5 separate regions of the Homo sapiens genome follow, and regions 2, 3, 4 and 5 are each linked to region 1. Evidence: read pairs that join two places in POLR2A ChIA-PET (ENCODE). Cell type or tissue: MCF 10A. All regions are shown on one strand. Links, peaks and the distances in the headings refer to the core of each region. The heading gives the core; the rest is flanking DNA.

What was found. Peaks named below come from ENCODE experiments on the same cell type or tissue, not always from the same donor. Only the 100,000 strongest peaks of a DNase experiment are listed, where the experiment ranks them.
Region 2: POLR2A ChIA-PET joins it to region 1 with 30 read pairs; 3 of 35 experiments call an interaction of 5 or more read pairs at or near these places.
Region 3: POLR2A ChIA-PET joins it to region 1 with 26 read pairs; 2 of 35 experiments call an interaction of 5 or more read pairs at or near these places.
Region 4: POLR2A ChIA-PET joins it to region 1 with 28 read pairs; 3 of 35 experiments call an interaction of 5 or more read pairs at or near these places.
Region 5: POLR2A ChIA-PET joins it to region 1 with 18 read pairs; 4 of 35 experiments call an interaction of 5 or more read pairs at or near these places.

Annotation. Positions count from the first base shown.
Region 1 is chr12:84,907,853-84,914,320 of GRCh38, forward strand. SLC6A15 (solute carrier family 6 member 15) reads right to left here and starts at 4,947. Exons shown (of 12, transcript NM_182767.6): 1 at 4,671-4,947. LOC102724680 (a long non-coding RNA gene) reads left to right here and starts at 4,985. Exons shown (of 4, transcript XR_945154.3): 1 at 4,985-5,052. RefSeq lists enhancers at 3,517-4,065, 4,614-5,161, 5,162-5,708. In MCF 10A, for the core only: a CTCF peak has its summit at 5,045; DNase peaks (open chromatin) are centred at 3,589 and 4,979.
Region 2 is chr12:85,033,403-85,039,870 of GRCh38, forward strand. TSPAN19 (tetraspanin 19) reads right to left here and starts at 2,875. Exons shown (of 9, transcript NM_001100917.2): 1 at 2,802-2,875. LRRIQ1 (leucine rich repeats and IQ motif containing 1) reads left to right here and starts at 2,949. Exons shown (of 27, transcript NM_001079910.2): 1 at 2,949-3,005; 2 at 4,751-4,906. The coding sequence starts at 4,775. In MCF 10A, for the core only: no CTCF peak of the experiment used is centred there; a DNase peak (open chromatin) is centred at 2,919.
Region 3 is chr12:85,016,183-85,022,650 of GRCh38, forward strand. It overlaps TSPAN19 (tetraspanin 19), which reads right to left. Exons shown (of 9, transcript NM_001100917.2): 6 at 3,444-3,554; 7 at 1,274-1,417. Among named protein-coding and RNA genes, the nearest start is that of TSPAN19, 17 kb to the right of the region's middle. RefSeq lists an enhancer at 248-542. In MCF 10A, for the core only: no CTCF peak of the experiment used is centred there; no DNase peak of the experiment used is centred there.
Region 4 is chr12:85,025,704-85,032,171 of GRCh38, forward strand. It overlaps TSPAN19 (tetraspanin 19), which reads right to left. Exons shown (of 9, transcript NM_001100917.2): 2 at 4,178-4,270; 3 at 4,016-4,088; 4 at 2,196-2,320. The coding sequence starts at 4,243. Among named protein-coding and RNA genes, the nearest start is that of TSPAN19, 7.3 kb to the right of the region's middle. In MCF 10A, for the core only: a CTCF peak has its summit at 3,956 (motif pointing left); no DNase peak of the experiment used is centred there.
Region 5 is chr12:84,965,909-84,972,376 of GRCh38, forward strand. All of the region lies in intron 2 of LOC102724680 (a long non-coding RNA gene), which reads left to right. Among named protein-coding and RNA genes, the nearest start is that of SLC6A15, 56 kb to the left of the region's middle. In MCF 10A, for the core only: no CTCF peak of the experiment used is centred there; no DNase peak of the experiment used is centred there.

The sequences.
Region 1 (6,468 bases), core at 1,387-5,386:
TATTTAGCAAAAACTACCAATATACATGACTTAGATGAATCTACAGAAAATTATGCTGAGTGAAAAAACATCAATTCAAATACATTGAATACTGTATGATTACATTTATATAATATTCTTGCAATGACCAAAAAATAAATATGGAGAACAGAGTAGAGATTGCCAGGAGTTAAGGAGAGCCTGGGGACTGGAGTGAAGTGGTTGTGGTTATAAAAGGCCAACACAGTTAATCCTTATGTAATGGAACTCTTTTGTAACTTAACTGTATCAATGTCAATATTCTGATTAGGAAGGTTTAATATAGTTATTACAAAATGTTATATTTGCAGGAAATTTGTCAAGAGCTCACAAGAACTCTCTGTGTTATTTCTTACCAACTACATGGGACTCAACACCCATCTCAAAATTAAGACTTTTTTTAATACCCTAAAATTATGCCTTTTTTGCTAGTATAATTAAATAACTTTATTGAATCAAGTACTAAATATGCTTCTCCAATATAATTTTATTTCTAAAACTCTTGAAAGAGGAAGCTTTCTTGTAAATTCAGAAACAACAACAAAAATCAGGGGGTCGTCAAAATACTCATTGACTTTTGTACCTTACTAATTCCATGGCATGTGATGAATGAATAAAACTCTACCAAAGGTGTTTATTTGCCTCTGTCTTTACTTTAAAATATTTTATATATTTATATTTTGAATACAAAATACTGTAATAAGATATTAAAGGGCAAAGAGTAAAGAAACATATATATATATATATATATATATATCTTCCTACCCTTTCTCCCTAGAATATACTGTACCATCTGTACCTCCCAATAAGTAACCAAAATCTTCAATAAATATTTTCTGTATATTCAAGCATATATATATGTGTGTATACACACTTAAACACTCTATATATATTCAAGCTAATATGTGTTTTCTCCCCACCAGCCCCCAATCTGCTTCTTTTTACACAACTATTACTATGTGCATAATTCTACCTCTTAGTTTTTCACTCTAATAAATTCTTCAAAACTCTTGATCTCAATGTAATAGCTTCATTTAAAAAACTACTGTATGATATTCCTTGGTATGGTATACCATATATTTAGATCATCACTGATAATTTGCTACTACAATGTTCCAACAAATTATTTTGTATATCTTGCATCTCCATATCTGTAGAATAAATTCCTAGAACTGGAACAGCTTGATCAAAAGGTATGAGCTTTTATAATTTTGATAAATATTACCAAATAGCCCTTGATAAAAATTGTGTCCATTTGCACTACCACCAGCAATGCATGAGAGTGCCCGCTTTCTTCTACTGTCTTCTGTATAACAAATAATCTCTTTGATCTTTGCCAATCTGATAGGTGAAAAAGTTCCCAAAGTATGCATTCTATTTAAAAATAAAAGTCAATTCATCTTATGTGAAAAGATACCTTAGCACATTAATCACAAGGAAATAAAGTGACCTTCAAGGCTGAACACAACTTACAGCTCTGCCCTGTGTCAAGTGATACTCTGCATTTGAAATTGCCCTATATCCCAGTTTATTTTTAGGGCTTGTTGTTCACAGAAAAAGAGATGATCATTACTGGTCAAAGTTAATATTTAAGCAGATAAATACATCAAAAATTGTTTAGTAAAGACAGCCAGAAGAGTGGTATGATAAGCAAAGTAGAAATAAATCTAATGATTCCTGCTATGTAACCTTGAATGTTGTTCATGCATCCAACTATGCCTGTAGATTTTTATTAATACTATCTGCTGAGAAACCATTTCAAAATCTACTCTGCACAGCTGCATAAGAATATACTAATATATCCTATCATGCATATGTATGTAGTAATAAAGAATTAACATACTCTTCCACAAGGTGAGAGGTCCATTGAGAAGTGAAAGAAAAGTTTTTAGGAGCTTTTGATAGCCACCAAGCTCTCTTTTGGGTCTGCTATTCTAAGTCAATGATTCAATTTCCTAGATGATATAATCCCAGAGTTAAAAAGAATGCAAATATCTTACCTATTCATATACAAATTATATTTTATGACAAGAGAAGCATATTTACAATTTCAACTATGATCACTGGGTAAGGTAGTAACTATGAATACGGACTTTAGAGTTTAGTAACTATTCTGACTTATTTTAAATGTTTCAGTAGGTGACAAGGAAGGCATCTCATCTGATTATTGGCATCTCTCATAACTGTTATCCAGTTTTAAGATTCTGCATTATTTCATATTTATTCAGTGATAGAGTACTGATCTCCTAGAAACATATAAAAATAACTTTCTTAATTCGATTAAAATACTACATCTCGAGTTAACTATATTAGAATTATAAAATAATTTTTCAATCAACTATATAATGTGCAATCAGAAAAAAGAAAAGCTTATCAACAGTAAAAGATTATCTTTCTTTAAAAATCCTATTAATTCCTGTCATCCTAAAAAAAAACACAAACTGAAAGCTTTATTTAGAGAAAAATGGTTAATAAATTCCATTTTAAATTTGTTGGGATATGTTTTACCACAACAAATACACATGGATCATTGATGATTCCATAGAAAAGGCAACAACACATAAAAATAAAATCGCCTGATTTTGATGGTCAAATATCTTGAATTTAATATGAGAGAAAAAAATACATACTGTTTGTTAGTCCAAACTGCACCATGTTGTAAGCTCCCTGCTATTTTGCAGACCTTGGTGAAAGCGAAACATTTCACAGGGGTTCGAGCTGTGAGAAACATCCCGTCTAACCAACTGACCACGAGTTGGACAAAGGCCTAACTAAAGAGACATCCCTATCATATCTTGCTGGACAAAGGTCCAAGGAACACCCTGAACAACAGAACGACATCGCGCCGGAACAAGAGCCAGAACCGCCTCTTCATGGAAGCATCTTATTAATATCCCGCGGAGCAGCAAGCCATACTGCTCAGACCCCTTCTGCCCGTACCTATAAATGGCCCCAGCCTGTAAGCGGCAGCGGGCTCCGGCATTAGGCTGGTCCTCCACTTCTGTAGGATTTATGCTGGACAGAAAGCCTGAATTTGCTGTTGAGCCGCCCTCTTTCCGTGTGTGTGTGTGTGTGTGTGTGTGTCTTTAACCCTCGCCTTCCCTTCAAAACCTAACACTGTTCAAAGAAGATTTAGTCCATCATTAAGTATTTATTAAGAACGTACAAGTCAAGCCCAGTACTGGGCGCCTAAGACATAAATAGGTCTGTGTTTCAGCAATGATCTTGCAGAAATGAGGTTGGGTGGGTGAGGGGCTTGTTGGGGCTGTGTCTGCACATAATAATTCCTCAAAACAAACACTTTGTTGCTGGCACAGCAGAAAAGCAATCAGGCATTGACAGGTAGAAAATAGCTTTTACAGCATGGGCGATGAGGAGCCCCAAAGCAGCATATAAAGCAAATCCTTCATTTCTCCCATACGTCTTAAGTAGTGAACCGCAAGGATGGTGCAGACTAAGATTGGGTCTACCTATAAGATCTGGAGGGGAAAACGGCAAGACCAGAAGAAACCGTCGCAGACTTATTTGCATAAGCACCCAAACACTGCTTACGTCACTGCGCCGGAGTCCGGACCCCGCCCCGTCTTACTCCAGCCTTTCCCAGCTAGGGAGGAGGATGGAAAGGGAAAGCGGGACGCTGGAGAGCGCGAGCCTGGGGGCTTTGCTTCCTAAAACGCACATCAAAGGCTGCTTCTCAGCTCAGGAAAAATAATTCCCGTTCCCGCAGCCTGTGCCACTGGGTGGGTCATGCCTGTTCCCGAACGCCTCGGGCGTCTTGATTCATTCTTATGTATCCAGTTGGTGCGCTACGTTAGAGTGCAAGGATTTCCCTGTACTCAATACCGTCTTCTTCCCAGTCACACACAGACCAGCCTAGTGAAAGAAAGGTAGAAACGATCTGGGTTTCTAACTGCTTCCCATCTTCTTACAGTCCCAGCAGCACCACCCTCACCGCCACACTCTCAAATTCCAGGATGCGCAGAAACACAGGAGCCGTGATTTCTCCAGCAGCCACGTGCCTTTCGTACGGCGAAAGGCCCCCTTTCGGGCCATTTATCACAGGATACCTCAAGCAAAGGGGAACTGTGGTCACGTGAAAACACTCTGTCCTCGGTAGTCGCCTTCTGCCTTTGCTAAAGCGAACGGAAGCGAATGAGGAATAAAGCTCTCTGCTCTCCCCGCCCCATCGCCCACCTGCACGAGGTTTAGCTTCCAATTCACCTCGCGTCTCTCTCTGCCCCAACCCTCCCAACTTTCCTCTTGGACTTTCCCGTGTTGGACCCCACCCTTCAACCAACCCCGACTTGGCTTGGAAACGAGTAGGTCTCTGGGGATGCTGTGGGCAATTTCCACGACGGGAAGAAAGGATGGCGGCACGTTTCAACCCATGTGCTTCCCCTTACATGTGCAGCCTGTCGCCCCCCACCCTGATTGTACAGAGATGCAGAGTTAGACGGTTGCCCGCCCAGCCCAGCTTCTCCCTCCCAGGGCTTTTGAGCTGCCCTCCCTCCTCCCACCCCAGGACGCAGCGAGTCCTTCCCGGCATCCATCCATCAATTCGTTCCCGGTGCTGGTGCCCAGGCTCCTGGGTGGCTAATGGCGAGCCCCACCTCACCCCCAGTTGTGCCCTTAGCGTAGGCGCTTGCCATTACCGTCAGTGTGTCTTGACCAAGCGCCTCTTGCTGCTTCCACGTCCGGGCAGCAGCAGCAGCAGTCGCGAAAGGGTAGGGTCCAGGTGGCTGTGACGGAGGCCGAAGAGGAGCTGTTGGCAGAGAAGCAGCTTCTTGCCTAGGTTGGGACCCGGAGCTGGGTTTTGGGGGTCGCCGCCCTGCAGGCTGGCAAGGAGAGACTCGTGAGCGCCTGTGTGTCTGCCAGGGAAACAGCACGGGATACAGGCGCGCGGGTGCGGGTGCGCGTGTACATGCGTATGTGTGTGTGCGCGCGCGCGTGTGTGTATGTGTGAGGGTGTGACGGAGGCGCCCACGTGCTCGGCCCGCCCGTGTTACGGCCGCCTACCGGCTGCAGAGGAGAAGGGTAGGCTGTGGGCGGCGGCGGGGCGCGGAGGGGTAGCCAGGAGCGCAGGCTGGGCTCCGCACCTCCCTGCCCCAAAACCCATTGATGCAGCGGCCACTGCGGCTGCCGAGCGGCGTCTTCCCAGAGCCCGGGGCTGTGCCCGCCCGATGCAGGATGCAACTGAGGAAGCCCGCTCCAAAGCAAAACAAAACAAATTCCTCCAGCCATGCCGTCTTTCTCCAACCCACTCAAGCGAAAGAATGGACACCAGTTACCAGCCGCTGACTTTTGTCTCAGTGAGAATAATAATAGGCATGGTGCTACCTGGCACCATCTGAATATTCTCCAAGAGTCAGTAATGGGACTAGAAAAAATGGGTGACCCAAAGAACCCTTTTCCCTACCTATTCCCCCAAGCCGGCCATTTACATCTCTTGCGAAAGAAAAAGCCTCTGGGCATTGGCTTCTCCGTCAGGCGGTGGCCTCATAGCGCTCAGTGATTCTCGCCAGGTTATGAAAGGCCGTTTTAGAAAGCTGGCCCTCACCCACCCTGTGTTGGTGCCTCAGCAGCAGACTTTTTTCCAAGGGGTCTCATTACAAGATGAAGCCTGACTTACCTCTGCTAACAATCAAGGCATGCTCGTAATTAAGCCACGTGGAGAATTCCTAAAATATACACCTCTGAACACAAAGCTTAGCCTCCTTTTGAAAATGGCTGAACCGTCCCCTAAACAGTGCGTATGCTCTAAGGATGAAATTTTCCGTCCTTGAAACGTTCAAAATTTGAAAGAAATACAAAATGAACCTAGAAGCTAGGTAGAAAGGTTCAGTAATTTAGCAAAGTTAATTTTTCACTTCCAGATTATTAATATTACTCTTAAAAACTACTTTTGTGCACTTTTAGGCCTTTTAACAATCCCTTAGATTTTTACGGTTCGTATCCAATTAAGATTGAATTAAATTAAAAAGGCCATTGCAAACAGGTTTTTCATGCAGTGAAAAATCTCTTGGAAAGAAATCACAAGACCTAAATTTCAGGTCAGAACATTGCTACTAATCCTTAGCTTTTAAAACAGCCAAGAGAGTTTTTTCTCAGCCTCTCTTCCAATCCCAACTTTGAAAAATTAAAAGTTAAGAAATTAAATTAGATTTGATTCCCTGATACGCCTCCCCTGCCATGAGTAAATAAATGCTCTTTGATAGATGCGCCACGTGAAAAAATAAAAACAGTCAAAATAAACCTTTTATAGGACTTTTTTTGCTTTTTACTTCACATTTTGGTGACAGGCAAATATTTAATGTTGATATATAAAGAAACTGAAATACAGTACCAACATTATCAATAACAACTGAGAAAATTTTAGGAAAATAAGGAGAGCTGTGTCCACCATGATCAGGATTAGGATTATCTGTGGGAAACAAAGTTATCCATATGCTG
Region 2 (6,468 bases), core at 1,153-5,152, 130 kb after region 1:
AGCCAAATTAGAAAAGACACTTAAGATAGGGGGATAATTTATAAATGGCTGTGGGAATGGAAACAGTATCACAATATGAGAGATGTAGTAGGAAGTAGAATTGCCAGCATTGGGATAACCAAAGAATCAAAGATGGAATGTAGTCTGTAGAAATGATGTAATTAAACTTTGAACATTATCTCATATTCTACATTGTCTCATTTAAATTGATTCCCTTTATCGTCGATATTTTGCAAATGCTATTATCCCCAATATCATCAATGAGGAGAGAAAGACTCAGCAAGGCAAAATTACTTGCCAAAGGTCACTTAGTTAATAAATGGCAGAGATGAGATTTAACTCCATTGATATAAACCACCCTCTCAATAACTTTCCCAAGCCCCAGTATCATCATCTGTAAATGCAGATTGTAATAGTACATGCCTCAAAGAGATGTTGTGAAAATTAGATGAGATTATGTTTGTAAAGCTCTTAGCCCAGTGCCTGGCTAGATGTTAGTTATCTCGTTATATCATAAGGCTAGAATCTCGTTATATCATATCTCAGTATAGAAATATTAAGATTATACAAGAGTCATGCATGTGAGAATGGGGAATGGGATGGAAACTGTGGGAAAGTCATAAATTCTCATTTTTCTGTGAAGTGGTTGGTCATGACAGCAGCTGGGAGGGAGCACAAAGAGAGTTAGAGAATCTGAAGGCTTGAGACACACTTTAAGTGGAACAAGAGAATGAGAGGCCTAAGAATACAATATGTGGTACTATGAGCTACATAGTAAATTACTTTTACTCAATAATTACGGTGCCTCAAGAAAATGAAACAAAGAAATACCTGCTCTGCAACTATTTTGAACACAACAATGATATTATGGGATATTTAAATTATATCACTGCCATATGAAGAATAAAGCAGTTGTTGAAAAATGCTCTTAAACTAAAATGATTTCACTACAACACATTTTCAAAGGAATATTAGTCTTGTCAGATAACAAAGAACAAACAGTTATCTCTCATTCTTTCATTCTCTCAATAAATATTTATTATGTACTCTCTAAAGGAAATATGCATTGTTAAGCCAATATGCTATAAATCAACCACACCTACAAATTGTTTTTAAAATTTAAATGAAATGAAGTTAACATGTTCAAAAGAAACAAAAGTCTACTCAGGTTAAAGAGTCATAGGCAAACCAACATACTCAATCTGAAGTTACCGTTTCTAGGAATAATGCAATTAAAATGGACTTCTGCTAAATACTACATGGTTGATAAACAACAGTGTCAAGTTAAATTTACTTATAATCTACAAATGTATTAGATAACTGCTGCCTTTTATTTTTGATTAGTTATATTCTAGCGAAATTATGACTAATTGATAAAGTTGTCCTTTCTTCCAAAGTAAAAAATCGCATGACAATATAGGAGATCTATCACCATGAATTAATTTATCTTCAGAAAATCTTTCACTGTTTTTCTTTTTTGCTGTCAATATTTGACAAAGTAAGCTTTGAGAAGGAAAGGAACTAAGGCATTATTTCCAAAATTATTTGATTATGAAAACTAGTTATTCAAAATTAATTTTGAAATTATTAAAGGATTTATAATTTTTAGAAGTCTGGATAGTTTCACAATCAAAAATAAAACTAATCTTAAGATTCTTATGTGAACTTCAACACAATATGAAAGTCTATTTTAAATGAACAGTTTGAGGTTCGAACACAGTAGCTCATACCTATAATCCCAGTGCTTTGGGAGGCCAAGGCGGGAGGATTACTTGAGTACAAGAGTTGGAGGCTACAGTGAGCAATAATTGTACCACTGCACTCCAGCCTGGGCAACAGAGGGAGACCCTGTCTCTAAAAAAACAATAAAAAATAGATAATTTCAATAGTCTATAAATCAGCAATAAAACCAAACTTAAAAAAAAGAACAAATTCCATTTGAGCATGGACTTTGATAATGAAAATACTCTGAATTTAATTAGACCTGAAACCAAGTGTAGTTTATTTTTTAAAATCATCTTTCCTGAAAAGGAAACTAACATGTGTGCTTTTAATATGAGAAATCTATTAACGTCTCACTTTATATTATTAGTTCTTATGTTGATGCAATTCAAGTTTATTGTTACCAGGAAATGTAGTCTATTTTTTTTCCAGAGGCTCAGTGAAATATTTGCTTTTAGCTTATTTTATAGCAGATACCTTTTACAATTATGGCTACTTCCTTTTAGAATTTAATGCCTTATTTGCAAACTTTAAAAGAAAATTAAAGTAAAAAATATGTTATTAATTAAAATATTATTTTGTACCCTATGTATTTGCTCCACAAAAAACTTTAATAAATTAAGTTAAAATTAAATAGCATGACATAAACTTAGAAATTAAGGTTTTATATTGAAATACTGTGTGACAATATTTTTACAGTAAAATAACTCCAGAAAATAATTTTTCAAATTTCTCACCCACATCCCTTCAGTTAGAGGTTTTTGATGGGCATTGATTGATGATTTTTTTCTTTTTTCCTTTTTCTTTTCTTTTCTTTTTTAAAAAACTGTTGTCATGGAAGGCAAACAACTTATTGACTTCTCTTCCATACTTCTATGTCCCACAAATCACTGTTCAGGATTAAGGGTTTGTGGAATGAACACCTTATACATGGGCAAATCACCAGATGGAAATATAAATATATGTAGCTCAGAAACAATTTAAAAAATTTAAAAGTGAGATTACATCTACTTGGGTAATTATAACAAAATTTCATTTTATTAAGTATTTTCCAAAGTTACTTAAATATTAAAATCTACCTGTAAAAAACCGTAAGCTCCTCATCCAGTCCCTGAAATGCTGCGTTCGTTTCAATTTAGAATCGAGATTGTTTGTCCTTCTAGAGCACCTGTAGGGAAAAACCGGTGTCTCTTCCTTGTGATTGGCTGTTGCCATGGATACGCTTTGTGTAGCGGCTATGGGCGCTGTCTTACAACAAAGCCAAGGAATCTCGCTGCTGAGGGGTGAGCCGGGGTCTTAAGACTGGGATTCCCGTTGAGGGAGGTGAACAGCTGTGGGAGCTCAGGCCGAGCCGGGACTCTCTCTGCCTGGCCAGACTTCCAGCAAAGGGAGAGACCGCGGGTCAGGGGATGGCTGTGCGACTCTGCGAAGCTCGAGGCTCCCTTCCACCCTGGAGATTTCGAGAACTCATTCAAAACTTAAAGAGATGTCTTGGCTATGTAGGGATCATTCGATGGTTACTCACTCACCGCTCCCCACAAACCAATTGACGTTATTTTCCTTCCTTCCTTCCCTTCTTGTCGCCCTCCTTTCCACCCTTTCTTTTTCTGTCTCTCTTTCTTTCTTTTTTTTTTGGTAATATATAATTTATATGAACCTTATAAAGTAGATTTCTCTCCCCTTTCTTTACAGGGGTTGAAGGGGGAGTTCCTTAAGCTTTTCTACTTTTGACAGCTTTAGTGAACTCCAAGTGATTCGTTATCAACTTAGAGCACTTTAATGTAGCCCATTTACAGTGAGACCCATCCATGACTGCACGTCATATACAGTAACCACTAACTGCAGGTGGCTACTGAGGACTTGAAATGCAGCTAATCCTAACTGAGATGTGCTGCAGGTGTAAAACACACAACAGATTTCTAAGAATTACTGTCCAAAGAAAGAATATAAACTCTTTGCAATGATATTAATAATTAATTTTGTTATTACACGTTGAAATATTTTGGATATATTGGGTTAAATAAAATATATTATAAAAATTAATTGCACTTCTCTTTTGTTTTTAAAAAGTTGCTAATAGAAAATTTAAACTTGCGTAAGTGCTCAAATATGTAATTGGACAGGGGTGATCTAATGAGCCAGTAGATGAACAGAGAAAGTCATGTAAAGGAAATGACTCTTACCTCCACCATACTCTCCTGCCTCTCTTTCTATATAAAGTTTAGTATACCCGTGCATTTTGCTTTGTAGGCATAAAAAAAAAATCTAGCTTTCCTTCTAATAAAGCTTTTTAAATGCACTTTGAGTTCCATTGCAGGATAATATTTTGCCCTGGTTCTGTCTGGAGTTCCATTTCACTTTGTTTTTCTTTTCTTTTCTTTCTTTTCCTTTTTTTATTTTATTTTTTATTTTTGAGTGAGTGAGTGAGGGTGGAAGTTATGGGTAGAACTGATTTTGAGATGATTGAGTAGAGTGAAAGGAGGAATTAACGAAAGGGAAAGAGGATGGAAAGAAGGAATGAAGAAAAGAACAAGAAGACAGGTGGAAAGGTCAGGCCCTTGAGTAAAGAAAGAAAGGTTTAAACTAGTGTCATGAAAAATAAAATGATAGCTGACTAGTACGTTTTCAAACCTTTTTTGGGACTAAGACCAACAGTGAAAAATAAAAAACAGAACATTAACAACAACACATATTACATTGCAACTCATGCATACATACCTACATTTATATGTATTAATAACTGAAACAAAAATTTTATAAACAATTCTGATCTTTATTATATATAGTAAAATTATATAAACATATAAATCAATAAGAGTATTAGCGTACAATTACAGTTGATCATTTTGTAGTCAAAGTTTAAAAAGAATGATTGAAGAGATAAAACAATGTTTGGTGTAACCATAATAAGGTGTGATAAAAGTTTGTTAAATTAAAACATATTTAAATAAATATGTTGGATTGGTATGACAAATTAGAGAACACATAATTTTTAGTGACATATTAGCCTCTTCATTTTTTAAAGCAGTTCTGTGCTTTATTATGAAGAATAATGGACGATGATGATGCAAAGCTCAAAGCAGAAATAGAAGCTGAATTGGATAAACTCAGCATTTCCTCCTTGGAAAAAGAAGACATTGAGAGTGATGCAAAATCAGAAACCCAGAGTGATGATAGTGATACAGTGAGTATTGCACTTTTGAGCCTTTTAACAGGAGTAGGCTTTTCAGGAGAAATATTACTTTTCTCAGGATGTTTTTATGTACTTCTCATTTTTAGCAGCATTGTTATAAACAATTTATATAAATATAAATTATATTGAATATATATAGTCACCTATACATCTTCGTAAAATTGGGATTATCATTATATATATTTATATCCTGATTTTTGTTTTTACTTGTGAACATTTTAGCATGATTAAATTACATGGGAAGAAAAATGTATATGAAATCTTTTGACATATCAAAATGGTTACTTTTGGAAATAAAACAAATTATCCTTTTATTTGTGTATATTTACCAATGTTTATATGCTTCAGAGTTTATTCATAGATTTATTCATTTATACCAATATCCTTAATCCAACTGGAATTTATTTTCAGGAATGTTATGAAATGTAGAACTAATTTGAAAATCTCCTGCACATATTGAGCTAATATTTCCAGTGTCTCTTGTTTAATAATCTAATTTTTCTCAATTGATTTATCATATGTCTTACTGATAGTTATTGTACATATGATCTATCCAAGGCTGTCTGTTCTTTTCCATTACTTTATTCATTATTTTCCTACTGTTGTATATTTGTAAATATTGAGTGGACCAAATTCTTCACATCTTTTTATCATTTGAAAATCTTAACTAAGCTTTTTTTGAAAAAGAAAATTTTTTAAAGATTTGAGAACTTTGTTATTTTATTAGGATTGCACTAAACCTACCTATTACATTTAGAAAAATTAACATTGTTACATTATTATGTCTTTTATCCAGAGCTCATTTAAATGAGGCAAAAAAATCTGAAATTCTTTATTTGAGTATGAAATCCAACAGAATAATGGATTGTTTTATATTTTATTATACCTTTTTATATAAAGGAAGAAGAAAATTTTAAAGCCCTTCTGTTTCAATTAAGATACCTCACTATTATTTATATCACTTAGAATCAGTGTAAGTATTATTACCAGGGGAAAAAATTATTAACTAAGGATTTACAGATTATGAACTATATTTCCCAAGACATAACAACAATCTCTACAATCCAGGTAGCTTAGAATTCTATTTCTTAGTTAAACAAGAAATAGAAATCTCAATGCAGGACAGATGTCAGAAAAGTAGAATTGATATTTTTGTCACTATTTTTAATACACTACTTTATCAGGACTCATTTTATGACATATAATTTTACATGCTTTTCTGTAGTACTAAAAGAAAGGTAATATTTTCTCATTATCTTCTAATGTTCATTCTCAAAACTAAACACTGAATTCCATTAGTTAGGATAGAGAAAATAAAGCTGGCTGTAAATCCTAAATTCAACACATGAAAACCCAGTATGGCAGACAATATTTGTTTTTAGTTAAATAAAAGCAGGTGCATATCATGTTCTTCTATATAGAAGCATTTATATCGTTTCATTGATGCCATGCTTGAGGTCCCTCAGTGAAGTGTTGTCATCATGTAGATATATGTAACTTCAAGATTATTATTAAAGTTGTTCCTAGATGCTTCAAGTATTTTGTTGTTATGA
Region 3 (6,468 bases), core at 1,001-5,000, 110 kb after region 1:
ATCATGTAATTAAAATCAGAAATTTGTTACACTTTAGAAAGAGATTTTCTCTTCTGCAGACTATTGTAATTCATCAGGATACAGTAGTTTCCCTACTTACCCACCAGCAATACCCCCAGTGGAGGCCTGAAAACACAGACAGTATCAAACCCTAAATATATTACATGTCTTCCTATAGAAACATATATATAATAGAGTTTAATTTATAAATTAGGCACAACAAGAGATTAAAACAATAACTAATAATAAAATAGAACAATTATAACAATATGCCAGCATCACTATTCTTACACTTTGGGGTCATCATTAAGTAAATTAAGGGTTCTTGAACACAGGCACTGTGATACCTCAACAGTCGATCTTACAATGAAGATGACTACTAAGTGACTAAGGGTGGGTAGCATCTGCATCATGAATACACTGGACAAAGGGATGACTCATGTCCCAGGAGGGAACAGGGCAGGAAGACACAAGATTTCATCATACTACCCAGAACAGTGTGCAATTGAAAACTTATGAATTGTTTATTTCTGGAATTTTCCACTTAATATTTTCAATGGTTGAACTCTCACAATGTGAAACTGCAGATAGGGGCAACTACTGTATATATCACCACATAAAATGGTTATTTCCCAAAGAGTAGATGCTTTTTTTTAAAAAAAAAAAGTAATGTTCCATTTATTTATGAATTAATTATGCAATTGAAACAATACATCTTAAGATTAGAATAAGCTTAATATGTAAACTATACAAAGTATTCGCAGTTCTTAGGATGAAAAAATCTAGTTATCAGTATCCCACACCTGTAAATCGCAGTTGCTCCAGACAACCCTTTACTCTTGCTTCTGCTACACTTACTTGAACACCACATTCATCATTGCTGGGGTCCACTCCCTTTAGTTTTTGCCTATTCTTTTACTCCTGGTGTTTTAGCTCCCTTTCCAATCTTATGCACCAAGGCTTTGACAGAAGTGCCTCCTCTTTCTGCAGGACTTCTCAAGGAAGGCTGGGGAGAAAGACTGATGATATCCCAAGTTCCAAGAATACATAAATCATATACTCCCAGGAAATTTATTTACTTTACGTATTATACACTGGAAATGACACTACAATTTACCTAATTACGTGTTCAACTTAGGGAAGTGGATTAAGAATGTAGCCACCGTCAACAACATTATTTTTATATAAAAATTTGCTCAGAATTCTAAATTGACTTGCAAAATAAACAAACAAAATACTATAAATACTTGTAGAAGCCTAGATTTATCTTTACCTCAAGGTAAGTTGCATTCAGTGGCTCATCACAAAACCATTTTCTTAAAGTTGACTTTGTGCAAGAACATGGCACCTGTCCTGAATTTTCTTTGTTCTTATTCTTTATCCAGTCTGTGTAATTATGTTGGCCACAACACTGTAACTAGGAAAAAGCTTATATGAATTTTACCATAAAATGTTCAAAATGCAGTTAATTATATGAGATTAATATTGAAGTGGTTTTTGTGATGAAGATAACTCATTAATTTTTCCCCATGAACATGTAATGAATTAAATAAGTATATCTGTGCTTGTTTAATTCATTACTTTGTTTCTGCTATTATTGTTGTCAGCCATAGATAAAGATCTCTGCTCACATTAGTGGCTTGTGGTTGGATAGAATTATTACATCTGAATTTTATCCAGGATAGAAGATATACTTGATATGCTTATGTATAAATGATGCTTAGGACCATAATATAAAACAATCACTGGAGCCATATCTTGCTCCCAACTGTAGCAGTTCTCTTTGTATTTAAAGAATATGCAGTCATAACTGTTTGGTATACCTAAAAAGAGATGCAGGGTAATATCTACTTTTCTAGGATTAATGTGAGATGTTAACTTTCAATTTTGTATTGTGTGAAAATTACCACAAAGAACCAAAATAAGATAATAAAAATAGTCATAAAATGATCCAACTTTTAAGAAATGTCTCATTTGTAGTGCTGATTCTGGAATCCTATCAAGCAGAGTTAGGAGGATATGAAAGAATCTGTTTACATATTTGTCACTTAGGAAATAAGAGAAAGGTGAAGTAATTGTTTTCTAAACTTTTATGGAAAATGATAACATTAGTACTGCCTATGTTTACAATATATACCAACAATCTACGACAATTCTAGGAAATGCTGACGACTAAAATATTGATTGAGAGTTAGGTTACTGAAAGTTAGTTTAAACAAACAAACCTACATATATTATCTCAGTTATATTAATGGCTAGGAATTGAAAGCTGGAATTTCACTAATAGTAGTGATATGATAGACAGAATTGTTTCCTCATCATTTTCTGCCCATAGGAAGGTTCACTTCTCTGCTGTAAGTTGTAATGCAGTTTGAAAATACAATACATGTACGGATCACATACATAAGAGAAAAAGACAATGAGTAAAAGTATTTGTAATTACATTTCAATTCTCTTAAAATGTATTTCCGTTATCATATGTACTATAAATAAAACCTATTTTTTTATGTGAGGCATATAATATAGCAGTAAAAAGTACAGAATCTAGTGCCAGATTGTGTGGGTTTGAATCTTGGCTCTGCCACTTATTAGCTGCGCAATCCTCATTAAATTACTAAATTTCTCAGTTTTTCATCTATAAAATGAGGATAACAGTTCCTATGTTATAGGGTTGGGAGGACTGAATTAGCTAATATATGCAAAGCACTTACAAAAAAGTCTGGGACTATGTAAATGTTTGGTATTTTTTTAATTGGGCACTTATTATATTCCAGGTGCTGATCTATTTCTGTAAACCATTTAGCCGACAATACCCTTCTCTTACCCTTCCACTGCACCTGTCTGGAAAAATCTGCACTGTGAAATAATAATCTTTAAAAATTAGCTAAAAAGTGTTAGTTGCATTTATGCCCTGGATCCAAGCCTTTCTATATATAGCCTTTCTATAATATATAGAATATCTATATATTACTTCATTTATTCCTGCCAACCAGAGTTAGAGGTTAGTATGCCCACTTTACGAATGTGGAACTTGGAGTTTAAGAGGGTTACTTGTCCAGAACCACAAAGCTATTGCACAGCAATCCTGGTATTCAGACTCAAATGGTAACCACAATGCTGCCAGCAGAGACTACTGCTTAAACTTATCTCCCATCAGGTGCAGCAGGATAGACTATCCCACTTGGCAAAAGACCAGCAGCACTTTTCCAGGTGAAACTAAGTTAAAATGCACATCCATTAACACAGAAAAGAAGATAGGAGTTACAAAAGGAGGATATAAATCAAGATTTGTAAGTGTGGAGAATGCCCTTTTTGCCCAGTTTGTTTGAAAGAAATACAACAAACTTTCATCCATCTGCCCCATCCCCTGCCCTGACCTATTCTCTCTTCTGTCCCACAGTGGTCAATACTGACATCTAATTTTTTAGTTAATTTCATCTTACTGTTTTCTGTAAGGCATTCAGAATAGTCCACTTGGTTATATCTTCAGGCTTATCTTTAGATCCATACTCAGAAATGACAAAATCAATTTTGTCATGCCATAGTTGCTGAACCTGTAGAAAATTGTATTAAAAATGAAAATTTCATAGGAATGTATCCATAAAAATTTCATAGAAATTGATGGTTCCTCAAGAGTACCATCATGAAAAGAATATTCAATATTATTTTTCTGTTTTCTGTTTATTTCTTTTTAAAATAACTTTTTAACACTTTCAGTGGATATCAAATCATATGGTTTTTCAATTCATAATCTATAGGAAGAATATATTAGGCTCATTTTACAATTAAGGAAGAAGTAATGTGCTATTCTCATGCATATCTAAGGGAGATTTCTTCTCATACTCTCAGGAAAAAAACTGTAAAAGTATTTTATATAAGCCAAAAAAGTTTGTTGAGTGTCTTTTCAATGGACACTAGGCTTTTTCTGGCAAACTTCAACATTCCTTGATTCTGTGGGGGTTTGTACTGTACTTTTCATGGTTTATAATTTATTTTACAACTTTAGAAGTTGTAGAAAACTATAGTTATGCAAGTTATACTTGGTCAGACAAATGTACATTTTTCTCGGTGAAGGTATATTTAATTCCTTCTCTCTCCAAGCCTGTTTTGCGTCTATTAAGTGATGGCCTATATAAATGTCTTCTTTGGATTCTCCTTTGAATTAGTTTTCTATCATACTGGTTCCCTCATTAATTAAGATGTTAAATAAAATAATTGACTTTTGAAATCTACTGTATATTTCTACAAAAGTTATGATTTTTAAATTTTAAATATTATCCTTTCATAGTACTATCAGGGCTCAGAATACAACAGCTCCAAAATATAGCACCTTGGTATGTGAGTATTTTAAGCTCAAGGAAATTGAGAAAACTGCAGAAGCAGGAAGGTCACTTTCTGACCTTCTCCTGCCTTTCTCCCATGAGGCAGGTCATAATAGAATTCTCTGACCCATTTCCCCTGAAGGTATAGCATCAGATCCTCATTCCAGAGGGGTCCTGTCCTATATGCAGAAGCCAAGAAGCATCTGAACAGACAAGCCTTGCTAAATTTCCCCTAGTTTATTACCATTAGATTATATGCTTTTGTCCTCCAATCACACTTTCACATGACTGTCCACAAAAATAGATTTCCTTGGATCTTTATTTTTTGGTCTTTATTTTTTGGAGTCTTTATTTTTTGGTTAAGTAAATTTGTTATGCTTTTCATTTGTTAGTTTGTCTTTTGTTATAGGGATCTCAGCCAAGAGCCTTGTGATGAATGAGATATAACTTTTTCTCTCCAATACTAACACAAAAATGATCAGATTTGGATGGGGATAAACAAAACTCTGCAATTTCAAAAATCTAGGTAATGCAAAGGTAGAACGATTGTCGTAGTAACTTAAGCATTTACAAATTTATATAATTTTTTATAACAAATTACTAATTTGGTCCTCAATAATACCAAAAGGTAGGAAGAATAGATATTATTACTGTTTTATGAATGGAATACAGACACTCAGAGAATTTAATTATTTACTTTTGTTTACAAGGAGCTGAGACTTTTAAATATAATCATTTGAATACTAGTCTTAAGGATTTTTACTGAATTATGCTGTCTTTGACAATAAAAACTAAGTAACTGGTGGGAATATCACAGTAATTATAAAAGGCATGTAAGCTAAAATCTTACTTAGTTACTTATATATCTGTATTTTAATACATTTAAGAAGATTAGAATAATGAAAAGGAGATTTTAGATCTACTTTATACTCTGTTCATTTTTATTTAGAATAAATAAGATATATAGTGCTGTTGAGAGTGTGTTGGGGGTGAAACATATGGCCTCGTTTTGTTTCTAAAACATTATTTGGGAGATCCAGAATGCATATAAATGACAATTTCATACATAAGTACTTTCCTATGTAACCTATGTGACTAATGTATAAATAAAATTCCCTTATGCTTACTCAAATTTGGTAAGCATCTATGAAAGGCCTAGTTTATCTTCCACACTGAGTTAGGTACTGTAAATGGCATAAAAGATTTAGAGGCTTTTAAGAACTTAATCCAGTTTGAATGCAGAAGACAAATTGATGTAAACAAAGCTGTTAGCTCTGGGGTCAGCTAATGAGTATTTGAGTCTAGGCTCTGTCATTTGGCCATGAAATACTTTAACAAGCATTTCTCATCTCAAAGCCTCAGTTTTCTCTTCTATAAAGTAGGACTTACAGTGCTTCTTTAGGGGTTGCTATGAGGATTAATAATACAATGCCTATAGTGTTTATCACAGTCTCTGGCACATGGTAGTTATTAATCAGTTCTTATTTCTAATATATAGAGAGATACAGGAGTGTGTGCATAACATTGAAGCAAATATGGGTGACTGATAAACTATATTTACATATTGATAGCTCTTATGTGTCATATTTATGTTCTATAATGAGGTTGAAAAGTTTGAGGATGATAGATTGGGATTTGGTGTTTTGCCAGCAAAGCAGCTTTCCAAAACTTACCTGCTGCAGCTAACATACCTTTAAAACTCACACACACACAAACACACGCACACACACACACACATACATTTTAGATGTGGAGAAAAGTAATTTTAGTTCTAAATGCCAGGCCATTAACAGTAGGCACTGGATGATGAGCTGTCCAGTAAAGAATGAAGTTGGAGGGCAATGGTATCATACAGAAAAGATTGTTTTTGAACTTTGGCCATTACAGAAGAGTATAGATAGATATAAAGAAAATCTAGGAACCATATAAATTAATCAGGAGATCCTTCAAGATTAATTAAGGCGAGGTAAGAGAACTCTTGAGTAGCTACTTTACAACTGAAACTTGATAAATTGTCAGTTAATGACAACTCTGTAAGGTAGGTAGGTATTAATTATATTTTACAGATAAGGACATTATATTTTACAGATACAGCAACAACTTGCTGTAAAGCAAGTTGGTGATCCCTAACCATATTCATATCTGT
Region 4 (6,468 bases), core at 1,650-5,649, 120 kb after region 1:
TTTAGTAGAGATGGGGTTTCCCCATGTTGGCCAGGATGGTCTTGATCTCTTGACCTCGTGATCTGCCTGCCTTGGCCTCCCAAAGTGCTGGGATTACAGGCGTGAGCACCGCACCTGGCCCAAGACATGGAATAGCTTTTAGGCCTATAATATTTGCCCATAAGTTGACTGTGTGAATTAATTTGGTTCAGAGAAAGATATATTCATCAGAAAAATATTGGTAAATTCAGAGGAGAATAGCAAAAGTGTCACAATGGCCAAATTAGCAATACCCTTCCATGGAATGTCTAAAAGGAATGGTAGTATCTTGGTTCCAGGCCCTAATCTGTCAGATCCTATGTTCATGTATATCCTTATGATGGCGTCTATCAGGCTTTCTCATTCAGATGCCATTAATGCTTGAATTATATGAGGCAGAAACTTAGGAAATGTTTGTTTTACTCCCTCTACTTTCCCCCTTCATTTCCTATCCCCTGCCCACTACATTGTATAAGTAGTAGACTCTGCATTTCCTTTGCCTATATGGAAATTTGTGACAAGAAGAAAAAAATCAAGGTTTTCTTGCAAGCCATTTCTGTTCTGGTTTTTATATCCAAAATCTGAAGCTCAGTGAGAAAATTATGCTAAGGATCCTGGAAAGAGAGAAAGATAAGATTTGAGAAGAGAGGGTTGGCCTTGGAGGAGAATAAGAAGAAAGAATAAAGTCTCTTCTTAGACTAAAAAGATTTTGAGGTGGAATCTGGAAGTCTGTGGGTTTCCAGAGCAACAGAGCATAGTCCTTGGAATCCTGGCACTGCCCTGGTAAGGTGGTAAAACCCCAGAAGGAAATCAGGGTCCATACCTAAAATGCCTGTGCCAGGGTAATATTCAAATAGTAGTAGAAATTACTATTAATAGGAAGCAACTGATTCCTATGCCAGGTGTACCTCCCAATTGCTGTGTCACTGGGGAGGTCTGACTGCCTCAGGGAAGGAAGACTGAAGGAATGGAACTGAGGTACTGGTTATTTACCAATATTTCACAAAAGGGTTTCACTGATATGCCTGTATGGGTAAATACTAGATGAATAGCAGCCCTACCTTTGGCACTCATGGCCATTCAAAGAGCAGAGTGAGTAGACCTGAAGGGACCATGTGAGCTGGGAAAGTGAGTGTGTTTGTGGTAACTGGCATAGACTGATAACTAGTGTCCAGGGTGACTACCCAGACTTTCAGTGCTCCATAAAAGCTGAGTATCTCTGCATTCTTCCTGGTAAGGGACAAAATGACAGCAGCTGAACTTCCCATCTGCTTGGCTGCAATTAAAATCAATTTGATTTAGAGAAAAATGTAAAGGCTATATTTCATCTGAGTGTGTGAATTGTGATCCATAACTGCCACATGTATGGTAATTGGCTCATGTCCAAGTCAGTACTCTGGAATATAATTTGCCTTTTCACGTTACAAGCCTCGAGAGAAACAGTGGGCAACCAGATGCTAGAGTCTGCCTCTTTCAGTAATTATAGTTCTCTTTTAAAAATAACAATTTGTGATCTCAATTATAAGTTACCTTTCATGGCAATGGTAGACACTATTATTAAAGAGGGGAGGAAAAGAGTGGGGCAAAGGTTGAAAAGTAACTGCTGGGTACTATGCTCACTCATTAGCTGGGTGACAGGATCAATCGAATTCCAAACCTCAGCATCGTGCAATATACCCATGTAACAAACTTGCACATGTACCCTGAATATACAATAGAAGTTGAAATTATAAAAAAATACATACATACATAAGTTACCTTTCCGCGTGCCATGCCCACAGAGAGAAAAATGTGCTGACTATAGATCATGTTTCTTTTTCCCTGGTAAGCTACATTCCTCATTGACTTGAATACACTTTATTCTAATTCTAGCCTTCAGATTCTTAAGTTTGGTGAATTGTAGTTCACCCTAGGAGATGGAGAGTCCTATTGACTCTGTGTTGAAAATTAAATGTCCAAATGTGCTGAGGTACAGATTCAATTCATAGAAAACGCACTAAGAAAATCCTGTCAGGAAAAGTGACTTTGTTGGAGGGAGGAGGGTGTGCTTCATTTGAATTACTCTAAGGACATACTCTACTGCAGTGCCATGCTAATATAAATCAGTATTCATTTGTGTAACTTAGATACTTAAAAATCTAAGACAAAAATTCAAACTATTGACATGAAATACGTACCACAATTAGGAGCCATCTGATTTCGTTGTGAATTCCTATATAACCCAATAGACAAAAAAGAACAGTAGAAGATCCCATTCCAATCAAAATTTGAGAAATAGGTACTATGAAGTGATTATTTTCATCTGTGAAAAGTACAAATTTACTTATTATGAAGTGGTATTTTATATGAAGTGGTATTTTATTTATTTTCTATTTAAGAATAATTGCAGCAATCAAAAGTTTTTCTGAGCAGCTGTTGCCAAACCACTAGGATTCTCTGTCTCTCTCTGTCTCTCAATTTTTGACCTCATGTACCAGCTCTTACTTTTAGAAACAACCTTTCTTCCTTTTCTGACATGAAGAGAATTTCTTAAATTTCAGAAGATCGCTTTACCCTTATCCTCCTTGTCTTCTATGATAGAATAAATTTTTTTCTAAGATTTCATCTATGTCCAATGTATATTCAAACATTCATGTATTCATTCATTCATCAAAAATCTTTAGAACTTAATATGTGTGAGTTAGATGTATACACCCTGAATTTATTGCTAATATGATCCCTTTCAAACTATATTTTATTTTTCCCCATCTAGACTGTGAGCCCTCAGTGCTAGAGATTATATATATTTATCCAGTCAACAGGCTGACTGTTGAATGCTTGGTGCTATGGCACAAACAGCAGAACAATAAATGCTCAACAAATAATTGTTTTAAAAAAGAAGGACGGATAAATAAATTAAACATGTGGGAGGTGTTATGGGAGAACAGTGTAGGCAGTAGTGTGCTGGAGTGAGCTTGTACTGGCTCATAAAAGCCAATTGTGATATTTTCAGGAAATCTGCAAACCAACTGAATTCACTTTGACACCTTGAAATTGGCCATTGAGGAGCTGTTTAAACCATGGAAATGGGCAGATGTCATAAATCAATATTCTCTATTCCAGAACTGGTTGTTAAACGTTTGCCGGCATACTACTGGGAACAGAGGCACCTAAACCAGTTGGGGGAGAAGGTTAGAAGGTTTGGGCAAGGCTGCTGGAAAAGGTAACATCTGAGCATAGGCTTTATTGGTCATTGTAAATAACCAGGTTGGAATGGTGGAGCATTTCTGAGACATCCAGCAGCACAGGGTGTGTAAGAAACTCAGCTTTGTTGGCACTTACAGTTTGAGTCAGATGAGACTAAAAATGTTTGCAAGGATGACATTATAGGCACTTTGTTTTTCAGTCTTCTTCACTGAAATAAAGCTCCATGTGGATAGGAACTTTATTTTGTTTGCTCACTACCATATCCTCAGCTCTTAGGGCAATGACTGACACAGAGAAGATGCTTAGTAATATTTGCTGTACGAGTAAATAGTGGCAATGGGGAGTCACATAAGCTTTTAATAGGAAAGTTACATGGTTAAAATTGCATTTTTAAATTTTCTTTTTAAAGTGACAACTAATAATTGTACATATTCATGGGTGTTGTTTTGATACATACAATATATATAGTGATCAGATCAGAGTAATTAGCATGTCCGGTCATCTCAAATATGTATCATTTTTGTGTGTTGGGAATATTCAATATTCTTCTAGCTATTTGTGACTATGTAATACATTATTGTTAACTACAGTCATCCTACAGTAGTATAGAACACCAGAACTTTTTTCTTCTACCTAGCTGTAATTTTGTATCCTTTAAAAAATCTCTACAACTGATGAAGACTTTCAGAAGGAATGCTGGACACTTAATAAATTACAGAGAAATACTGCCACCTGCTGAATAAATTGTGTATACAACTGTTAAAAATTGAATGTCTATTTCACTGAGAGAAAAACAAAAATAGATACATACCAAAAGCTGTTAAAAAATTATTTCTATCTAATAAGAGCCATGCACCAAATCCCATGAATAAAAGTCCAAGAACCTAAAAAAAGAAAGTCAATGCTTATTTTTTTGTAATTGCCTATACAATAGATTACATTTTCTTTACTGTATAATTATGAAGATTCTTACCAAGAAAGCTCCATTAATGAGATTAAGAAAGTACTTAATAATTATTGTTTTGTTATTTCTTAACATTCTTTTTCTTCCAAGATATTGATGATTCTGAAAAGACAACCATAACTTTTTAAACATTCTACACAACAACTTTAAATATTTCTCCCTACTTATGTTCTTTATTTGCACATTTTTCTTCTCAAATCAATTATCAGTATAACATACTTCCATCTCTAAATGAAAGGATTTATTGAAGGTATCTTGAAACTGTACCTTGCCTGCATTTTCTTTTTACTAGAGAGTATCTGTACTTAAAATAATAAATATATATCTGCAATGCTTTGACTAGGCAATCAAGAGTAAGAAGACATTTGTATAACAAGTCAAGTAGCCTTACTGAATTTCTTGCAGTTTCAAAAAGTATAAGATATTTTGTTTTCCATCTTACTGTATTTTTAAATTTTTATTTTAATCCTAACCATTAGATAGCCAGGAACATTTCCAGTCTTAATATACCTTGTTCCCTTGGCTGGAAAGTTTTCCTCACTTCTGCATGCCCTTCCCCTTTCTCAGAATAATATTAGCTCCTCACTGAGGTGTTGGTTTGGGGATCTTTCTCTTAACCCAATTTGTTGCCTCTCAAATTTCTCATTGACCTGTCTTCTTCCCCACAGAGAGTCAGGGGTATTTAAGTGGCGAGAGTATGTCTTATATACCATTGTAACCTCCAGGTTTAGCACACAGCAGGTACTTGATATATATTTGTTGAATGCATGAATAGATAGATGAATTAAATTACTTAATCTATAATTTAGTTTAGTATGCAGTATATAAAAAAACTAAAGTAGCTTTCATTAAAACTTATTTTCCAGGTAGTCAATTTTCCTAAAACTTTCATGGAAAAATCAATACCTACTCCATTGGTTTTTGGTGCTGGTTTCATTAGAGATGAAAGTTTCAAATCTAATCTTGAGTATGTTCCCAGATTTTCTCTTTTCTCTTCTCACTGTTTTAATTCTAACTAGCACTATAATTTTAAACATACTGTAGTTTACAATGTTTTAATATATGTAGCGCATGATTGACATGATAGAAGCAGATTTAATAAGATTATTTTAAAGCTATTTGTCTGTCCCTAATTAGGCAGAAAGCAATTTGTTTATTGAACTGAAGGATCCTTTGAAAAGTGGAAAAAAAAGAGATGTCTACATTAGTCTATGTACTACCTTCCCTACTTTATCGTAAACCATCTTCCTCGTAAAATCTCCCAGTGTTCTTCTCAGTTTACGGAGTCACTACAGGTTATATCTTCTACCTATGCTTTGAATTCTCTTGCTGTCATTTGTTTTTTCTACTTTCCATCCTATTGTCTTATTCTTTAATTCCTCTAATGCCTGGCATGTTTTGATGGGACGCTCAGTTGGAAAGACTGCATGATTTTTATTTCAGTTTATTTCAAAGATGCTATAAATCTACATTTTTGGTTCCAATTCTATTTACTACCACATGTGAAAAGCTCTCTCACAGCCTGAACGAGAAGATAGGCACAAGGTCTTGGCCCCTGTCTGTGAAGAAGAAAGAGAATGGATACTAATGAACCAGAAAGCTCTGTGGTAACTCTGATGTGAAATGTTGAAGGCATGGACTTGAGTGTTGATGTGGTAATAATTAGCATGTTAGGCAGGGTCAAGCTGCAATACTTTATCAAAGGACCCAAATATAGAAGTAAACTTTTATTTATCTCAGTTCAAAGTAGGTGATTGGTTCACTTCTAGAAAATCATGTTAGAAACTTGGAGCTAACTCTGGCCTGTTCAACATGTGGCTTCCAAATTGGCTCCAGGTGCCATCTTTTATAGCTAACAGAAAGGGAAGGGGATGAGTAAACTCAGGCAGGCATCTTTTAAGCAAGTGAGGTTGAAGTTGTACACTTCTCTTCCATTTAGAGTCCACCAGCACAGACTTGGTCCCACAGCAATACTCAGCTCCAGTTGAAGGCAACCATGTACCCAGGATAAAGAAAAGAAAATAGGGTGGTGAGGGCCAAACAAAATGCCCACTGGTCAGAAAAGGCCAATTACAGAAGATAATTAGAAAAAAAAGAGAGCTTGGATTAAGCTTTAATATGCTTTACTGTGGAAAAGAATCAAAGACAATCAGAAAGATTCATGTAGGATGGGAAAATAAAAGAATAATGGTAATCACTGGAAATTTAAAAATTCAGGAAAATGGTTTAGAAGAAAAATTCATAAATTCAATATTTCATGATTAAATTTGAATTGGTAAAGAATATCTGTGGGTTATGTC
Region 5 (6,468 bases), core at 877-4,876, 58 kb after region 1:
TGGGATACATGTGCAGGCAGAACGTGCAGGTTTGTTACATAGGTATACATATGCCATGGTGGTTTGCTGCACCCATCAACCGGTCATCTAGGTTTTAAGCCCCGCATGCACTAGGTATTGGTCCTAATGCTATCCCTCACTTGTCCGCAGCCTCTGACAGGCCCTCGTGTGTGATGTTACCCTCCCTGTGTCCATGTCTTCTCATTGTTCAACTCCCACTAATCAGTGAGAACATGCGGTGTTTGGTTTTCTGTTCCCGTGTTCTTTTGCTGAAAATGATGGTTTCCAGCAAAGGACATGAACTCATTCTTCACTCTTTTTTATGCATAGTATTCCACGGTGTATATGTGCCACATTTTCTTTATCGCATTGATTGGCATTTGGGTTCGTTCAAAGTCTTTGCTATTGTAAATAGTACTGCAATAAACATACATGTGTATGTGTCTTTGTAGTAGGATGATTTATAATCCTTTGGGTATATAATCAGTAGGGGGATTGCCGGGTCAAATGGTATATCTGGTTCTAGATTCTTGAGGAATCACCGCAGTGTCTTCCACAATGGCTGAGCTAATTTACACTCCCACCAAGAGTGTAAAAACATTCCCATTTCTCCACATCCTCGCCATCATCTGTTGTTTCCTGACTTTTTAATGATCACCATTCTAACTGGCATGAGATGTTATCTTATTGTGGTTTTGATTTGCATTTCTCTAATGACCAGTGATGATGAGCTTTTTTTCATATGTTTGTTGGCCGCATTAATATCTTCTTTTGAGAAGCGTCTGTTCATATCCTTTGCTCACTTTTTGATGGGGTTGTTTGTTTTTTTCTTGTAAATTTGTTTCAGTTCCTTGTAGATTCTGGATATTAGACTTTTGTCAGATAGATAGATTGTAAAACTTTTCTCCCATTCTATAGGTTGCCTGTTCACTCTGATGATAGTTTCTTTTGCTGAGCAGAAGTTATTTAGTTTAATTGGATCTCATTTGTCAATTTTGGCTTTTGTTGCAATTGCTTTTGATGTTTTAGTCATAAAGTCTTTGCCCAGGCCTATGTCCTGAATGGGATTGCCTAGGTTTTCTTCTAGGGTTTTTATGGTTTTAGGTCTTATGTTTAAGTCTTTAATCTATCTTGAGTTAATTTTTGTATAAAGTGTAAGGAAGGGATCCAGTTCCAGTTTTCTGCATATGGCTAACCAAAACCTAACATTTTAAAGTGAGACTCTTACACAATGTGAATGCATGGTCACCATTGACATAAGCCATCAGCAAGCACTTAATCCTTCCTTTGACCAAAGTTCTACATTCATTAAACTGTCCAGGACTATTCAGAGTGCCAGTGAAGTCTATTTCCACCAGTGCATTGGTTCACATCAAAATAAAAGAAAACTGTATGGTCAGGCTTTCACTTCTCAGTCACTAATTACTGAAACTTTAAAAATATTGATTTGATACAGCTTGATTTTATGTCTATATAATTCATTGAATTGAACATATTTATGTTTCCAATTTTACTCTGTAAGAAGTTACAGAAAATTACATATATTATGGAAAAACTGAAAATAAAATAACATTCTGGACACTTTTTCATGCCACTTATAATACTTCAAGTTTTTATTGTACTATCAATTTCTATTTGATTAAATCCACAACTACCCACATACATTTTACTCTTGCTTAATCTCCTAAATTTATAGAGTAATTTATATTCAGGTAAATTCATGCCACATTAACTGAGAGTCAGGCTAATTCAGAAGATGCTTTTCTTCACATAATGCTGCAGTAATAAGTAACTTCAGTAGACATTGGCTATGCTGAACAGATGCTGGAGACTCCAATGAGTCTCAATTTTATGGCTACACTAAGAAATGTTTGACTTCAGCTTAATTTTGTTATTGTTGCAAATCTGGACTGTAGTCTTAAGAAGGCAAGGGTCATATCTCTGTCCCTCTCTTTAATGTTTCTTATATCTAACTAACATAGCGCTGGGCATGCAAAATTCATTCTGTAAATACTTATTGAATAAATTAATTTATGCTAGATTAATTACAAATACAATAATCATCTCTCTACACTACTTATAAGTCATTCCCACTCTTTTTCCCATTAATTAGCTTAATGTACATTTTTTTTCTTTTTACTCCAAATTTTCTTCACTTTTTCTCCTTATCTAACCTTGGTATCCATCTCATAATGTCATGATCATGAGCCACAAATGGTTCTGTGTAATAGAATAGTGTCTCATATGCACATCAAGATTCTATGTGCAGGCCCTGAACTTGACATACATTAACTCACTTAATACTCCATATATTTGTGCTGGTGTTTTTATTTTTTAACTTGTCACTGACTTGAAGCTCATGTGAAGTTGGGATTATTAATATGTCTATTTCACAGATAATGAAACTGAGGCACCTAGAAACTGGTAATGTGCTTAAGGTCATACAGCTAGTGACACTAGGATTTTAATTTTGCCCATTGGACTCCAGAATGTGTATTCTAACATAACATTCTAGCCACTGCAATCTTATGCTGCCTCACCACTATGGTGTGATTTAAATTATGATTCACTTTTATAATCAACGTAGCTCTCATTGTATAAGAGCCTCTCCTTAGATAAGTTCTTATAAATAATTGATGCTTATATCTCAAATATATTGCTTAAAAGTTAACGTTTGTATTTTAAAAATATATTTTCCATCTACAAAATTTGTAATCAGGCCCAGATTCAAATTTTATATTTGCCTCGTATTAACTATGCCACTTTCACTATGTTACTTATCTTTACCTCTTTTAGTACAATTGTTTAATCTGTGACACAGCTAATACAACTGCTCTGAAGTTAAATAAGATGAAAAAACATTTTAAAGTACTTAACACAGTGCCCAAAATATAATAGCCTTTCAATAAATATAAATAGTAATAATACATTTTGTAAGGATTCTAACATAATTACTGTATTTGCAATATTTGTGCCAAATCTCCTCCCATATTTAGTTAAGGTTTATGGTTCAACATCCTGGGTAGCATGTTGTTAAATCTCGTGATCAAACATATAGTTTAGAAAGATTACCTATTGCTTTATTATTTAATTGCAAAAATACACATATTTCATGGGAGATGAATAAAGGCCTCTAAAAAGTTGGTCTTTAAATATAAAATATTTGCATGAACTCATAATGTTGAGTGTACTAGATCACTATATTGACACTTTGAAAGTATATATGCATCAACTATGCCCTTCTAGTTTCATCTCCATTGATAATCTTATTTAAAATCAGATCTATTCATATCTTCAAATTAAGAAATAGAATATAAAAGGACCTTAATTTCATTTTGTTTTCAAAAGAAAAAAATAAGTCAATAAAAAGCTGTGTTGTACAGGAAATAACACGTTTAACTAATAAATGCCAAAGGATTTATTTCAACATTGTAGACTAATGTTCAGTTATGAATGTACACTTTGAGGATTAGCCTGTGGGTACAGGAAACAACATGTTCAAGAGATCACCTTTTCAGAACAATGAAATACCCTAAAGCATTATGAGGCTTAATTGAATAAAATTTCACCATATACACCCATTTATAAGCCTACAACTCTTGACAAGTTCAAACTTCATCAAGAATTCAACATCAATAAAAATTAATTTCTACCAGCCATGATGCGTGAAACCCTAATCCAGACAGGACGATATTACTAACATCTACATTCTTTCTCCAAGACACAGTTGCCTCTAAGCTAATTGTAAAATGTGTTTCTCTTTTTTCCATTTCCCTTGAAGAGAGTATCAAACAAATGACATCCCATTCTTAGATTATTTTTTAAAGGACAAGACTTTAAAATTTTATTTTCCTTCAAAGGAAGTGATCCATCTCTGTAAAGCATTTACATATGTAGCTACAAAATATTCTTAGCCCTTCATAAATTAACAGTAGGATTATAAGAATAAATGCATTAGCAATATTAAAAGTATTATTCATTTATACAAATTTAGTACCTACTCAAAATCTCCAACAAATCAGGGCTTTCGACAATCGTTAAATATGAGTTGTGTGCCTACTATGTGAAATATGTATAAATTTCTTATTAATCAAAAATAAGGATAGTGCAGACTAAAGCAGAATGTGGTTAGTTTGTTGTAGATAATGATTTCATAGATTAGAGTCTTAAAGACTAAGAAATTTTGCTAAATTATATGATTAATTCTAAAAAGTAATAGCTATCTTATGTTGGATAATTATAAACAAAAACTAATGGGGTGAGCATGGTCTTAGTAAGTGCATACTGTGTCACTCAGATTATTCATAAGACAAATGATTTTAAATATATTCAGTTGTTTGTACCTAAGTGTTTTCCACCCTTCTGTTATGTTTTGATTACGTATTCAGTCTAAGAATATACAGGCTGAGAGAATAGAGTTATTGTGACTTTATTTGTCTTACTTGTCAAATTATTTGAAGCAGACTTTAGGTCAACAGCATTTAAAATTTCTATTAAATAGTGAACAGCTGAAGGAATTTTCCAGGAAGAATGAGAAGGAATGAATAGACTTTTCATAGATCCTAACATAGAATAAACAAGCTACGAAAAATTCCCTTTGTCTTCCTCATACCATTTTCTCTTTTTCTTCTTTACTTTAAAATCTACTAAAAAATGCAACCCTTGCTCTCTTTGGTTTTTAGAAATAAGTTTATTAGACTATTTAACAAGTCATTTAACTTCTCAGTGCTTCAGTCTTCTCATCTGCAACATAAGGTGACAGGATTAGAACATGTGGCCCACAAACTTTACGTGTGTGTAAGAATCAACATGGAAAGCTTGTTAAAATACAGCTTCCCAAGGCCAGCTTCAGAAATCCTCATTTAGTAGGATTGGGGTAACCCTCTGAATCTGGTTGTTTTTAATACACCCCTAAATATTTTTGAAGCTGGTAGTCTACATATCTTATTTAGAAGCCCTGAAAATATGACAAATTCTCTCCAAGTCTCCTTCCATCTCTCATAAATCGCCAGGTCAATATTTCCCTTAGAGTCCATAAAATGAGTGAAAACTAATTTTCTGGCTCCCAAAGGTAAAGTAGAGAGAATCTTGATATTATCAATGTGTTCCAATTCATCCATTCAGTTTTTTAACATCTATGTAGAGGCCACTCTAAAAGTCAACAGAGTATTGCAAGAGAAAATATACCTTCCTAGTGGTTATATTGTAGGTCATGGAGCATTTTATTAAATATTAAAAGACTATACAGAGATTGTATTATGATATCAGAACAAATACTCTTGTTTGAAAGTGTTGAGCTCTTATAGATTCAAGGTGATAACAGAAATAAAATGAATATGTACCTTGTCTTTTCATTTCAGTTTGTAATGGAACATCAAGAGGAATCAAAATTACGAAGTTTTAGAGGTTGTCTATTATAAATATTTCTATTCCCTCTAAGGTGTTATCTGCTCCCTGATACCAACAATCCAAGTGTCTTTCTGTTTGTATTCTGGTAGCACAGTTCTTCATTCACTGTAGACATTCAAAAAAGGACACTGAATGAATGAGAATAAATAAATGGAAAAGAATGCATTCCATCATTGAAGTACTGACAGAGACTCAGTGAAGAACTGGACTCACTTGTTAAAAGGCAGATCTATTTTTAGGGCATGGTCAGATATCTTCATTCCTAACAGAGGCTTTTAAACATTTGTGTTGTGCTTCTTTGTAAAATTAGCTCTTATGTCTCTAAAAATGTGTGAAGGGCTGCCTTTCCTTTTGCCTCATCTCCACTACCGCCATAGGCAACATATCCTGAAATGCTCAAGGAAGTCCCATTTTATTCAAAAAATTTTGCTACTTACAGCCTGTATGATTGAAAATCTTAATAATTCCAGATTACTTTTTTTGGAGTTAATGAGTCTTTCTGTGTACTACTTAATGTATACCTATCATATGGCAATAATGTAACAGGTTACAAACAATAGCTAGTAACATCTGAAATCATGTGATTCTTGTTTTATTTTTATTTGTGAGAATTACATCATAAAATGAGGCTTAATATTTTATATCACACTAGCTCAAATTCGCATGATTTAAATCTTCACAAAATGCAAAACACACACTCTCACCATTTTAATTCTGATGCACAAGTCTGAAAACAACTGGGATAAGGCTATCTTGGCAATCTCTTGTCAGTCTCCTTATTTTCTACATGGCCTTGCTTGATAGCAACATGTGTAACTGGAGTGAATAGTTATTTAATTTAGTCACTTGCTCCCGAGGAAAGGGGATACTGTCATCTAGCTTGTCGCAGTGTACAGGGGATGAGATTTTTCATGTGATTTGCTTTAGACAGATAAAATGCCATATGAATAAGGCAAAACATTAGGAGTCAATTCAAGGCATAATTAATACTTAATGTTTTAGCAGAGGTAGATTTATTTACTGAAAAAAAAGAAACAAGTTTAACATACTCAAGAAGAG